Regions from separate parts of the Mus musculus genome. Here region 2 is linked to region 1. The links are chromatin contacts, found by Hi-C in ENCODE. All regions are on one chromosome and are shown on one strand. The core of a region is the stretch at or near the end of the contact, and the rest is flanking DNA. Distances in the headings are between cores, read along the strand shown. Region 1 overlaps Utrn (utrophin). Region 2 holds the start of Stx11 (syntaxin 11).

Evidence for each region. Hi-C counts contacts between places; a loop is a spot of excess contacts on that map.
Region 2: a loop to region 1 is called in a map of T-helper 2 cell, with 2.0 times the contacts of the local background. The contact joins the promoter of Stx11 here to the enhancer-like site in region 1. A Hi-C loop is called at or near these places in 3 of 37 maps with a recorded cell type or tissue (T-helper 1 cell, T-helper 2 cell and regulatory T cell).

Annotation. Positions count from the first base shown.
Region 1 is chr10:12,816,251-12,818,959 of GRCm38, forward strand. All of the region lies in intron 1 of Utrn (utrophin), which reads right to left. Among named protein-coding and RNA genes, the nearest start is that of Utrn, 44 kb to the right of the region's middle. Within about 2 kb of position 1,381, at least 1 of the 3 ENCODE cell types and tissues checked has a DNase peak (open chromatin) inside an H3K27ac peak, as active enhancers do.
Region 2 is chr10:12,962,905-12,965,613 of GRCm38, forward strand. It overlaps Stx11 (syntaxin 11), which reads right to left and starts at 1,355. Exons shown (of 3, transcript NM_029075.1): 1 at 1,096-1,355.

The DNA.
Region 1 (2,709 bases), core at 131-2,630:
AGGTGGCTCAGTGGTTAGGAGGCCTAACTGCTCTTGGGGAGGAACCAAGTGCAGTTACTGGCAACCACATAGCAGCTCACAACCACGAAAACTCTACTTCCAAGGGAGCAAACACCCTTTCCTGGCCTTCACAAACACTGAATGCATACAGGCAAAATAATCATCATAGAAAATAAGAATAATTATTTTACCCAGAAAGAGAAATTATAAACAACAAAAACAGAAAGGCCCTTTTCTGTTTTCCAACGCAAGGCCTCATGTCTTACAACCTGTATTAATAATATGAATCATACATCTTTTAAATTTTTCCATGTCCCAAGGCTGCTGCACTACGCAATCCATTGTTTTAGTTATTTCTTGGCACATGGCTGATTTTGAAAGTGACCATTGAACTTTCATATGTCCAAGAGAACTTTCCACTGTGGGAAATTTTCTAAAACAATCTCACTGAGCTAAATAGAAATGACATCAAAGCTCGAAAGCAAAGAAGCCACACATCGGCCCATTTAGCCACCACCCTGGCTTCTCTGCAGGACCGATGAAAGATGGAGCAACCTTTGGGCAAAGCGCTGGGGCTACCCCTAACCCCTGAGAATGGGAAAAAATGACGTGACCATCAGTTCTCTAGGGTTATCTGAAGGAACTCCTAAAAACCTCTCATGACAGGCTCTTTCCCAAAAACTCTTCGGGCCTGTGGGAACCTGTTCCTCACAGATCTGTTCTTCTGATAGGTTACACGGTGGCCTCGGTCCTAGCTCATGTGAAACCAATAGGCCATTTCTGTCAGAATTATCTGTCCAGGGTATGCACACTCTCATTCATCTGGTGTTGAGACAGCTGTAATCACATTTGGTACATACCACTAACTCTATTATAGCCCCGAAGCAACTGGCTGTGAGACTAGGTCTCTTCTCACCAGCAGGGAAAGAAAGGAATGGCGTGGAAAGAGAATAAAGAACAAATAAACAGCTGAAACACACGCAGCACAGCAAAGCAGGGGAGAGAAGGAAAGACATTCAGATACCCATCCGCTATGGAAGAAACACAGCCAGCATATCACACACACACACACATGCATAAATATATAAATATAAACACAGGCATGTGTACATACACCTATATGCAAACACACACACAAATATATACACATATGTAAACATATACACAAATATAAAAGCACACAAACTTTCAAGCCCAGGTCAGCTGACTGAGCCACAGAAGGTACACAGTCTCCTTATCCTGCTATGGGGAAACCCTCTTGGCTTTGAACATCATATTATGACTGTCAGTCCAAACTAATGAACCTACACTCTTAACAGTGCCAAGCACCAGGTAAAAGCCAGTGCCAAGCCACACCCCAACACCAGGGTGACCAAGTGGGAGGGCCTTGGCGCTCCTCCATCAGACTCAGCACAGCACTGTCCTTGGCTGCCAGCTCTTCTTTACTGCCCTTCAGCGGAAGCCATAGCTTTGCTTTTCATTCATGTCAAGAAAAGAAAGAGGTCCGGTACGGTACGCTGTGTCCTTCTGACTCTGAAATAGCGCCTGACTTCACCTGCGGATTTCTAAGACCAGCGAACGCCCTGCCCTGCTAACGGGCAATCTCTACTTAACAGCAGTGGGTATAAGACTGTTCTCTGATAGCCTTCTCACCTCTTTATAATAGCCTGCCTCGAAATAGAAAGTGATGAGCACTTTTGTTTCATGTCCTTATAAACTGTCTTGAAATGACCTTACACCCATTAAAATAAGTTGTAAAAATGGCACACAAAATTTTCATGTCACCTCCCATAATGTGAGCCTTTTACATAACCACGGAATAATGATCCTGACAGGGAGTTAACGTTGATAACAATGGTGCAAACAAGTCTACAGATCTGGTGCAGACTTCCCATTCTGTCCTGTTTCTGGCCCATGCTTCCATCAGAGATCACACATATGAATGAAGAAGAATCCATAAACAGTGCTCTATCTATGTCTGTGCTCTGCTTCGCTTCATGCTGATGAGCTGGTCGTTACTAACCCTGAGTGTGCCAGGCTAGACATTCAGCCCTCCTCATTTCTGCTATCACTTCATGTGCTGAGTTTCATAGCCCCTGTCCCCACCCAGCCTGAAACAAAGTGTTGCCAATTAAACCCCTGCCATGAGAGAAGAGAAATCATATATCAGAAAACACAGGTTACATCAAAAAAAAAAAAATCAAAAAGAAGCAAGACCCAAGGCATCTCCCTGGAACGAAACCCAATGCCTTCTGCAGCAGACATGCTTAGGGGTGGTGAACAGAATCAGAGAAGACTGAAAGAAGCCCACAGACCAGGTTTGGTTTCCCTCCCAGGTCAAGTCCAGGTTAAACTTCAAATGAGTGATAAGGAAAATCCCTTTCCTTATATCCGGAGCTTCCTTTGGATATCATAGCTGCAGAAGACGGATCCCAAGTCTGTACTCGTGAACCCCACAGCCTCACCAAGCCCCCACACTCCCTTCTCACATCTTTGTTCATCTGGTGGCTCAGAGCACTCTACCTACAAAGCTAGGGCCTTGGGCATGCGGGGCAAGTGCTTTATCCACGAGCCACATGATCAGCCTTCCCTCTCATGTTCTCATCAGAGTGACATTACTTGGGATGCAATTCTCCTGAGTATCTGAAAGGGGTTGGTTCCAAGCCTGCCTGCAGATATCAAAACCCAGAGGGTCAGGTCCCTTATGTA
Region 2 (2,709 bases), core at 105-2,604, 150 kb after region 1:
TTATTCCTGTCTCTACTGAGCTCCTAGATAGGGAAGTCTATTTCTTAGAGCCTTTATCCAGCCTCAGGGAGACTCAGCATCTTAATGTCTGGCTCCAGCAACCATCTACTTTCTTCAAAAGCTTCTATATGTTTTTTTTTAAGGCACTAATTTGGTAAAAATAAACTTTCTGAAATATTTTAAATTTCAGAGTAACTTACAATCACTTCATTAAATGTCCAGTTTCTACCAACTAGTGAAAACAACAGCCAAATGGTTATTGGATAAAGAAATTAATTTTCTCTTCAGCTTCTGTGGGAAAGCACATGATTTTAAGGGTTTATCTCAGATCAGCCTAGTGACCCTAGCTGGCATGTTGTCCCATCAGGCGCTCTAGGAAACTGAAAACTTGAATAGTTACTTCCTAGGCCGCCTGCCCCAGTTTGACAGTACCAGACTGAATCTTCGGTCTTATTCAAAGTACAGGAATCCAACCTCACTTTTCAAAAGCGTATTAACAAAGCCTTGCAATTGTAGTAGACTTGTGACTCATTTGTGGATACCCGTGTAGAAACAACAGCTCCTCCCTCTGCTGAGAAATGGCTCTAATAAGTGTGAGAGTCACAGGAAGTAAAACGCAGGTCTCAGCTGATGTTCGCGGAGCCAAAGAAGCCAACAGAATTCCGTGGTGTGGTTCTCTAAGCAAAGCCATCAGATCGGTTTCCTAAAACAAACTACCCCAAATCCTCCGTGGGAGCTGTTTCAACGCGGTATCAGTGTTCCTGTATTTCCTGGCTCCTGAGTCATACTGTCAAGTTCAAGTGGAGAAGTGTCCATTCTGATGTGTTAGAGAAAGTGGCGACCGAACTGAATAAAACACCTCCATTAAATAAAAACAACAAAAATTCAAAACAGAAGTTGCCTCAGGAAGCTTCAGAGTCAGTCTACATTTCTGAAGCACTTCTGATAACGCATTATATTCTTAAACATAAAAAAAAAAAAAAAAAAAAAAAAAAAAAAAAAAAAAAAAAAAAAGCTCTCGGCTCTAGGTGAGAAACCCAAAGCCTCGTCCTGAAGGTACCTAGAGGCACAGAGGGAACCACACCCCAAACCCACCTGCAGCTGCGCAGCATCCCTGCCAGCGCGGTCCACCACTCCAGCCAACCCCGAACCTGGGTCCCCGATGTCGAAAGAGTTAGAGAGCTAAGCAGACTCGCGGGACAAAACGAACCGTGATCCTGCGGGGCGCTGATCCAGCGTCCGGACGCCGGGAGGACACCGCGGCGTGTCCCCGCGGCTCTGCCCCCTCCGCTTCTTGCTGGCCCGGGCTGCGCTTCTCAGCCGGGGTCCGAGCCCTGAGCCGCAGGGCCGCGTCTGGTGCTGCTGGCTCCGCCCCTGCCGCGCTGAGGCTGCACAGCTGGGGACCAGGGCCCCGCCCCGGGGACGCCCTCGGCTAGGCGCGCAGCTTCCCGTCCCGACTGGGGTCGCCACGCTGCGGGTTGCTGGGAACCTAAGCACGAGCCTTCTTCCCCTCCTGTGCACCCCGAGATGCTGCGGGCGACGGTGTGGACCACCCGGGAACTTGCTCTTTCTTCTTCCTTGCTCTGGGATGGAGAGATGGGCGGGGCGGGATCCATCGGACTTTCCGCGGGAAAACCCCTCAGCGCGGATGACTTTTGCAGTCCAGAGTAGTTCCGAAACTAGGGCACTAGAAACCGTTTCTGAGCGTGGGTGTGGCTGCGCCAGCGGGGACCCGCACGACTGCCTAACCCGAGGTTGTGGACCACGTAGACACTGAGCCCCGCCTTCCACTAGCCCCTTCCTGCCTGCTGTCAGTGGGACACCCACAGGAGTATTGCCACGACCTTGTCCTCGTTGCCTGGCACCCTACTGGGGGCTCAGAAACAGAAAAGGGGCATTCTGGCTAGGGGGTGGGAAACCGCTGGACAAACAAGGTAGAAGGCTAGCCATCAAGAAACAAAGAAAGTATGAGAGGAGGGGCTGGAGAGATGGCTCAGTGGTTAAGAGCGCTGACTGCTCTTCTAAAGGTCCTGAGTTCAAATCCCAGCAACCACATGGTGGCTCACAGTGGCTCACAACATCCATAATGAAATCTGACGCCCTTCTCTGGTGTATCTGAAAGACACAGCTACAGTGTACTTACATATAATAATAAATAATATTTAATAAATCTTAAAAAAAGAACACAGGAAGAAAGAAAGATGATATGCATTGATAGGAAGCCACCGCCAGAAGAATTTGAGGAACAAGGTGTTACGGTAACCCAAAGTTATCCATCTAATGTGAAATGACCGATGAATCGATCTACTAATGTAAGGCCAGGTAAGGCCAGAAAGACAAATCTCCGGGGCAGAGCAACTTCAGGCAACTTAAGCAGAAACTCCACTTTCATGGAAAAGAAGCTTGTCTCTGCACTCTAAGTGTGGGCCAGCCTGCTCCTCACCTCAACAGAGGACTGTATGGAAAGGAGACGGAAAGTAGTTTTTACCACACACAGAGCAGCCACACAGTTCACCCAATACACAAGGTCAGATACTTAAAGCCAGGTAAAGGTAACACTTTATCCTTGGGGCCTTTCTCCTCCATGCCCCAGCCTTCTGTTTTGTTTTGCTTTTCATTTGTTTTGTTTTGTTTTTTTGAGTCAGGGTTTCTCTGTGTAGTCCTGGCTGTCCTGGAACTCACTCTGTAGACCAGGCTGGCCTCGAACTC